Linked DNA regions of Mus musculus: regions 1 and 3 are each linked to region 2. Evidence: chromatin loops called from intact Hi-C (ENCODE). Cell type or tissue: gastrocnemius. All regions are shown on one strand. Links, peaks and the distances in the headings refer to the core of each region. The heading gives the core; the rest is flanking DNA.

Evidence for each region. A loop is a pair of places that touch in the nucleus more often than their neighbours do. Peaks named below come from ENCODE experiments on the same cell type or tissue, not always from the same donor. Only the 100,000 strongest peaks of a DNase experiment are listed, where the experiment ranks them.
Region 1: it touches region 2 in a loop (3-fold over the local background); 13 of 42 quality-filtered maps call a loop at or near these places.
Region 3: a loop joins it to region 2, with 2.9 times the contacts of the local background. A loop is called at or near these places in 8 of 42 quality-filtered maps.

What each region holds. Positions count from the first base shown.
Region 1 is chr15:26,638,596-26,641,095 of GRCm38, forward strand. All of the region lies in intron 2 of Fbxl7 (F-box and leucine-rich repeat protein 7), which reads right to left. Among named protein-coding and RNA genes, the nearest start is that of Gm52205, 25 kb to the right of the region's middle. In gastrocnemius, for the core only: a CTCF peak has its summit at 1,351 (motif pointing right); no DNase peak of the experiment used is centred there.
Region 2 is chr15:26,894,132-26,897,706 of GRCm38, forward strand. Fbxl7 (F-box and leucine-rich repeat protein 7) reads right to left here and starts at 1,433. Exons shown (of 4, transcript NM_176959.3): 1 at 882-1,433. The coding sequence starts at 918. In gastrocnemius, for the core only: a CTCF peak has its summit at 1,443; DNase peaks (open chromatin) are centred at 914 and 1,413; H3K4me3 peaks cover 2,312 bases; H3K27ac peaks cover 2,035 bases.
Region 3 is chr15:26,618,932-26,621,431 of GRCm38, forward strand. All of the region lies in intron 2 of Fbxl7 (F-box and leucine-rich repeat protein 7), which reads right to left. Among named protein-coding and RNA genes, the nearest start is that of Gm52205, 45 kb to the right of the region's middle. In gastrocnemius, for the core only: a CTCF peak has its summit at 1,493 (motif pointing right); DNase peaks (open chromatin) are centred at 517 and 1,529.

The DNA.
Region 1 (2,500 bases), core at 1-2,500, 260 kb before region 2:
AATTAATAGTGTGTTTAGGACATAAATATTTTTGGTTGACATAATACAATGGTATATTGAGGACAATTACATTATTTGTCACTTATGAGTATTGATATTAGAACTCTTTACTTTTTAAGACCTACAGACCTCTCAAACATGTTAGCTTCTAAAATTGCATTTTATAGCTCAAATGTGAAAAAGTGAATCAAGGTTAAGCTATATCCTATCTGGACAGCAATCTTACATACTTAGAACAACAAAACATCAAGGTCCCCTTAGAAGAAGGGGTTTCTAGTACTGTAGGAGCTACTCCAGTTTTATCTCACATTACCAAGGTGCCTTGGATACATTTCTGTGACAACCACAGAGTTTCTACCTTCCTCATTTGCTATGGAAGAAAACAGAGATGAATAGACAGCTCCAGAGACACTACACACACACACACACACACACACACACACACACACAGAGAGAGAGAGAGAGAGAGAGACAGAGAGAGACAGAGACAGAGACAGAGAGAGAGATAGAGACAGAGAAAAAGACAGACACTGAGAGAGAAAGAAACAGAGACAGAAAGACAGAGATGTGGGTGGGGGTGGAGGGGGGAAACCAGGCTGGATGTGAGGCAGACCATCAAGGAAGCACAGCAGAGTAGCATGCAGGGTACATCTTAGAAGTTCTAAGTCTTTAAAAGCTCCATGAGCAATTTGCATTACGACATCATGAAAAAAACATTTTCACAGGAAATGCACCCAGTTTGCTCTCCCTGGCCTGTATCAAAGCCAACTTTCTATCTGTGGAGGAAAGACCTTTTGTGTTTTTATTCCTGCCTGTCTGCAATTATATTATTATTAGGCTGTAAACAATGGCTGTTTTGTTGTAAAACGTGAATAAAGGAGCCGAAAGTCAGCACACAATTGTGTGATCACTGGTCAGCCTTGAATCCCAAAGCAAAAAAAAAAAAAAAAAAAAAAAAAAAAAAAAAAAGATAGTTTTTTTATAGCCTGTCTTCCAACTTGTATGCAAAGATAAGGAGAGGGTTGAGAGTCTCTGAGCAGAAAGCCTGACTATCTAACGTTACAAGTCCCTGCCGTCATTTCCCACGGGGTCTTCTCACTAGAACCATGTTGTGTCTTTTTCTTCGACTTCACTTTATTGATTTCTCCTTAGTAAACAGAGCTACTATTATTTTAGGTTTCTCAAACCGTCTTTGCTCTGAAGGTAGGGATAATCAGAATAGGAATCGAATATTATACAATGCTGGAGGTTGGAAAGCAGGCATCCGATAAACCAAATTTTCTCTCATTGCTTTTTGATCTCAAGAATTTCAAATCCCTCAGAGGTCTACCTGTCATCTCTCACATCGGCCAGGAGATGTCACTGTAGTGGGATTCAATGATTAACAGAGGAATCGGTTATTCTCTAAGAACATGGTGAACTTTCCATGAAACGGTTACAACTACATGGGAAAGGATTTTATACCACAAGCAAACTGGCTGCCCAATTTTGCTTTTTAGTAAATAGAGACACGATTTCTGTTACATCCTGGATGAAAAGGACACCGATGATTATCCCTCCTTCCATTGGCTCCTTAGATCAACTTCCCTTGAACGGGCAGTGTGATGGGTTTAGTGGGTGACTCAACTGCTTAAAGAAAGCCTTTGAGGGCTCTGGGCATTATAAAAATGTGTGCACATGCGTGTGGAAATGAGAGCCACAGTGAGCACAATGCAGGTGGATAAGGGAACAGACTATGCTCAACACAGCTGGTTGCTCAGTGTTCATGATGGACTCGTGTTGCTGTTGCTGGGTTTTATCTAGGACAATGCTTTAAACTCTAATTGATATCCCAAGTCAAAGATCAAGTTCATGCTAGTACCTGTCCTCCACCCAGTATGCCTTATAATCTTGCTTAAGAGAGGTACTCAAATATTTGTTGAACAAATGACCACATGTACAGAACAACATGATTGACCTGAGAACAAAACCTAGGAAGGGGATAGGGTTAGAAAAGTGGGAGGCACGAGGTCTCTTTATACCCTAGCTGGGGGCTGGCACCACATATCTCGGAACTCTGAGAGCTGCAGAGTTACAGGTTGTCTGCTGCAGCACTGAGCCCGGGGTCATGGACAGCTGCCATCTCAGTGCCCAAATTAGTTATCAGATAACTCTGTGCCTTTAACCAACAGGAAAAGAAATTTGGGAAGGGGGAGAGTCATGGCCTATGGAAAGACAGGACAGGAACTTTTCACCATCAAGGGACTTTAAAACCCACTATACTGCTCCAAAGGGAATGGCATTCATTGCTGCCTTACACTCATGTTGGGGTTCATGTTTGTAGAATTGTATATTAAAAACGATTTCATTCTCATGTGTCTCTTGAATTTGTATTATCTGTTACCAGTGTTGGTAACTGAGTTTCAGATGTCTGCCTTCCAGGACTATGACAGACTAAAGGCTCAACGTTTCAAACCACCAGATTGTTGGTAACTACCACAACAACCTTCAGGAATTGCAC
Region 2 (3,575 bases), core at 1-2,500:
GCTATTCTGCATTCCTGCCAGTCTGAAAGGGCTCTTCCCTCCTTTGTAACCGCCTGTGCTCTGGGGAAAGGCAGGAAAGCCAACCCAGTCTCCTCACTCCTTTCAACCAGGTTCACTCGATACAGACCTTAACTCTTGAACTGTAGAAAATGTCTTTGCTTTGTGCATATCAGGGACATGCTGTTAATCACAGGGGTTAAAACACTACTGGTATTATGCAAAGCGGGGAAGGCGGGACTGAGGAGGCAACCCACACATCCATCATCCCTTTAGGAGTAGGCGGAGTTTAAAGTTTCCCCCAACTTCCAAGTACTCACTTGACAGGCAATATTTCTGTGCAATTTCCAGCCCCGAGTAACAGATGGTGCTCTGCCTGTCTTGAGCCTCGAGAGAGCCCAGACAAAGCTCCCAGCCACTCCATGCCTCGCGGGACCCATAGGTGGTTAGTTTCACAGACCTGTCAGACCAGGGCAGTTAGCAAAGAATGGAAGCTTAACTTCTTCCCGAAGTTTTTTTCCTGATAGGAGGAAGTCCAGAGGACTAAAGCACAAAAAGGCCTGGGAAAGTTTTGACTGCTTCAATTCTCTGCCAAACCATCACCTAGACCAAGGTGCGCAGAGAAGGAAAAGCTGGGGCACACGTGTTCAGAAACACAGCAGAAATGCAACTTGAGCAGTCCTAAAGACAACCTGGAAAATTGCTTAAGAGACCCCAGTGGTGGAAAGGCACGTCCAGGTACCAGAGACTGGATCAAGCAGAGCCCAAAGGGAAGCCGGCTACCCCGACGTCACCAAAGTAGGGTGCGCCTGAGCTGTGTGCGAGAGGAAAGGGAGGGGGCGCGATCCGGGAGTCGGGGGAGGGGGTACGTTCGGCCCACTCACCCTCACTGCCGTACTGTTTGCCATTGTTCGCGCCCATCCTGTCGCCGTCATGCCCGCCTCCTCCCTGGACACTGCATAGCTGGGGCGCACCTCCCAGGCGGCGGGGCAGAGGAAAGCGGGCAGGACCGGACCCTTAGCTGCACATGCCCCTTCCAAGGGCCGATTTGGGCTTGGGGGTCCGCAGTGCTCTGCGACCGGAGGGGTGGGACTAGGTCCGCTCCTGGCACCCCCGAGGGTGGCGAGCCAGCTCCAGAGCAACCACCGGAGCTCTCAGATTCCGCGCTCCGGGCGAGTGGGAGCAGCGCGAAGCACAGCCCGCGCCCGGGTGCCGCCCCTAGACTCGCCGCTCCACCGCCGTGGGGTCCCCATGCGCCTCCGCGGTCCCCAGCCGTGCGAGCCGAGCCGCGCCTGCCCCAGGCTGTCCGGCTCCTCGGCCTCCGCCTCCGCCCTGCGCCCCCGTGCGTCCGCGGCTTCCCCGGGGAGGGCGCGGCGGCCACTTGTTGCGGTGCCCCGAGTGAGCAGAGACTTGTGGCCCGGCGCTGCTCGCCTGCGGGCCGGACTTTTGTTAGCGCCAGGCGCCTCCTCTCGCCGCCCAGCGTCAATCACAGCTGGAGCCCCCGGGAGGAAGGCCGGCCCGGAGATGCGCGGCCTTTTAAAGGGGCAGCACGCCTTTTCCGGGCTCCGGCTCCTGGTCCCCGCCAGGGCTCTGGCTCTCCGTGCCACTCGCGAACCCTCCGGCGTGAAGGACCGTGCTGCGCGCTGTGTTTTCTGTGGACTGTGGGCTTCAAGACGTTCTTCGAATTCCCCTGGAGTTGTCTACAAAAAAAATGGCCCATTTGTGACGTTTACTAGAAACATGCAGTCAGTGTCCGGTTCTGGCACATTTCTGGTACCTGTGCTGGCAATCTCCAGCGGCTCCTTGGGTTTCGGGGCTAACGCGAGGAATGGAGGAGGGGTAAGGAAAACTTGAGAGGAACTTAGCAAGGGAGTGGTCTCTGGAGAGCAAAGACATTCCCCGCCCTGAGAAGGAGGTTTCCTGGCTCTGAAGTTTTGAAAGCTTCCGAGACACGACTTTTTTTTCCCTCCTCATTTATTTATTTATTTTTCTTCTTGTAGTTGATGCCATCTTTTATTTAGTAACTTACTACTTCGTTTGGAGATTTACGTGGCGTTTGCAAAGCCCCCTCCTCCTTTAAATCGCCCTTTGGTGTTCCTTCCATTAAATAGGGAAAAAAAAAAGATAGAGAATCTTAATGTCCTACTCCATTTCTATGTAAGTGCCTAGAAAGTCTCACTGAAGATCAGAACGTTGTTCACGCAGATTTTTTTGGTGGTGAAACGAACACGCAGCAGTTTCTCCTTACAGATGTTGTAAATTAAATTAAAGCTTAGTGATATGTTTATCTTTATATATACATAATTCTTGAATAGAAACCCAGGAGTTAGTAAACAATGGCTTCTTATGAGATGATTTGACTTCTTGTAAATTCTCCTTAGATGAGTTCCTACAATGCTCTTCATTAAAGATAAAACATTATGTTTCAAAGTTTAAAATCTATCCTTAACCATGCAGATACCATATTCTTAAGTAAACGTGTAAACGTTCAAAGATAGAACAGAATAATTATTGTGTTGGGAACCTTTTTTGTCTTCTACTCCAAAGCCATAAAAGAATGTTTTAATGTCTTTTAAAATATCTAAACAGTAATGTGTAATTCCTAAACACTTGTCTAATGAGATAAAATTAAAAACATTAAAATTAAAATTAATTTATGATGGGCTCCCTACAAGATTCTGCTAGAAAACACAAAATCAATCTAAAAATGAGTAGACAGCAGGGCTGTCTTCCTGCACAAGATGGATTCTGCCTGGTCCTTGGGGTGACTTTGAAAATCTGAGCAATCTGCCTCCACTCCCCCTCAAAATTGCTAGGGTTGCAGGCATCTGTCTCCTACCTGGGTTTATATGGTGCAAAAGAACAAACCCAGGACTTCATTCATGCAGGGCAAACACTGTCTACCCACCGAGATAATCTACAGCCCTTGGTTCAGGAGGTTTCATGTCTCCATTTAAGAAACTGTGCGAATTTTACCCTTTTGGCAGCTTAGCTGAGGATAGACAGCACTAACTCAGGAAAGCAAGTGAGGCTCATCTCAGGCTTGGTGTGGCATTTTCAGTTTGTTATGCTTATGCTCTCTGTCCCTCTTTGTGGTTTACAAAGTATGGAAATGATGAAAAACAAAACCAAGGCTCAAAAAGTTCAGCCACCCAGAGTCCTCAGAGGAGAGCTCCAGACTACCCAGCTTCCGTCCTACCAGTCCAGGGGTTGCCTTGACTTGGCCATTACTCAACACAGAGTCAATGACCTGGTCTTTTGATCTGCCCATCTACCAAGATCTTTACTATTCAAGTAAAGCTGCCTGGGACAAGCATGTTGTAAAACAAAATAGGAAAAAAAAATGCTTAACATCACTCAAAAAAATAGAAGTTGACACAAATATTTGTTGGCCTACTCGTCATGAACGTTTGAGAACAGTAATCAAAAGAAAGAAAATTAGTATTCTTGTTAAACATCAAGGTGTATTCATATTTGAGTATACACACTACTTTTCAAAATTAAAATGTTGCATAAATGATTTTATGCAGGCCCAAAATTTGTTTTTTGCATACTTACCAACCCCCAAATTTTCATCA
Region 3 (2,500 bases), core at 1-2,500, 280 kb before region 2:
TTTCCTTCTAGCCTCATGCAGATTGTTACCCTGCCAGCCGTGGCTTTTGCAGGAAACCCCACAATGAACTTCAGGCAGAGTGCAGTCAGCACTGGCTCAGGAATATGCAGGAGCTAAGCATATATTTGACCTCACTTCCAACATGATAGTTGATAGCTGCTGAGCCTTTACCCCCCCCCCCCCAGGTCTATTGCAAGAGGCAATGATAAGCAGCAAAGGCACCTCTCATAGATTCTAATTGTATAGCGTACGTTGTTAGACGGAATGGCTTTTGTATATTTGCACTTCACATCTTTAATAGTTTAGATAAAAGATCCAGGACACCTTAGTAGAAAATGAGAGAGTGTGGGTGAAAGCGTCCCCTGTGGAGCTGGATGCATTCAGATTCAGAAATGGCACCATCCACAGTAAAATTTCACAGCTCCAGGTTCTACACGGGGAATTGAAAAGCCTTTGCATTTCTATGCTAACTGGCCAGTCTTCTTCCCCGAGAAGCACATGGCCTCCGTCTGTTGGCGCGAAGCCAGTGGAAGCCTCAGACAGTCCTAAATAAATAAACTGCAAAGCTGCCCGTGTGATGAGCTGTAGGGTCTGTTTGGTATTTTAAAACAAAATAGGTGGTGGTTTTTAATGGATTGAGACTTTATATCTCCTATAAAGTCTTATTTTTTTTTTCAACTAATAAACATGACTTTGCTGGGCTAAACTCAAGAAATATATTTATGGAGGAATTCCAAGCTTTTTTGGTGTCTAGTAATCACACAGAAATAAGAGTAACTACAATAGTTCTATGAATATAATTACTTGTTCAGAGGCCGCATTAACAAGCATAACAAGAAAATAAATTTTGAAAGCTGGACTTTTAAGTCACCCAACATAGCTTATAGGTTTTCTTAAATAAATGCCAAGATAATTAAGTTACTTCTAAAATCTGACTGTTTATTATTTATTTTGGCTTAAAATAAAAAAAAACAGAAAGTTTATGCTATCTCATATTCCCCAAATTAATATATTTGATTTACTCACATAAAAACATATAATAATGAATTAGGTTCAAATCTGAACTTCACAGACTGGGCTGGAAACTCTTTTAGCGTCTCAAAATTTTGCTGTCATGTTTGTGAAAAGACTCTTCTGGCAATTTTTAAACTGTCTTTAAGTTTATGGATATTTATGACTCAGGGAAGAAATCTCCACAAAATACTGAGAAAATCCCGAAAGTATTCAATATTATTCCCTGTGAAAAAAAAGTATCTTTTTTTTCCCCTTCACCAGTCAGTGGGTGAGGCTTGGTTACTGAGGCCCCAGAGCGGTGCTTCCGAAATCTGAGGACGTTTATTTCATTGCATAGAGTGTTCTTCTTTGAGATTTACTTAGCTTTTAAATGGCGGATCTCAGTCACAGAAACTATTTTACCTTCTTACAAAGGACAAAGCCTTATGTTTTCCATCCTGAGTTTTCTGTGGAAACGCACATGCCATACAGTTGCTCAGAACAGCAGAGGGCACCAACATCCCAAGCAAACAAACAAAGGCAAACCTTGGCATCCAACTCAGGGTCAGGCCGTCCCCGGGAAGCATTCTGGAGAAGGAGCCGCAGCTGGGTAAGAATTACATATTTTCAAAATACATTTGGGGGAATGAAAATGGTTTATGCTTATTTTCAGTGCTGTTTTCACACCAAGGCAATGAATCCTCATCCTTTGGCTTTTATTAGAACATTTCATTCACTTGGAGAGTCTAGGAGATGGGGAGAATGCTGGCCTGGACCATATGCAGAATAGGTGCTTCGGGGAGAAGGAAGACATTTTTCTGATATAATAGGAAACATTGATGATAAGTGGTAGGGCATCAGATGCCTGGGTGTGTAGACTTTGATCACTTGTGATGCTCTCCAAAGAGACATGTACATTACCCGAGAGCACAGGGCTCCGACAGAGGGAAGGAAAGTCTGGGCCAACTGTGAGAAAAGTTATGAAAGCCAATAGAACACTCCTCACATGAGTGAGATACCTGGAGAAGTCTTCAAGCAGCAGCACCCGAGCTTCACCAGAGTTAGGTTTCTGAATGTAGTGAAAGGCTGGAGATGATGACGAAGAACCTCCCATTCTAGCGCATTGACTACACCTGCCGTTATGTCAAATTGCAGCGAGTACTAGTCTCCTACCAGGAAGTAAGTACGAGATTACATACGCTCTTGAAACACAGGCCCATTATTTTCAAATGAAAGGTTGCAGAGACCATGATGAGCTCAGAGGTCTGTGATTGAGAGAAACTAATGATCATAATTGTACAAGTAAGTACAAGGATGATGAAAGAATTCACTAATGACTCTTTCCTGTTGACACATCTTGGACTCAGTGGAGTGTGGAGCTACAACCTACACGTGTCCGTTCATCTGGACATGGACAAAGACACCCACTGGCATGCTCCAAAAGTAGGAAAATGGCTTAGATGCGAACTAGCATTTCTTCAGAGACTTGTCTAGTTATGATTACACG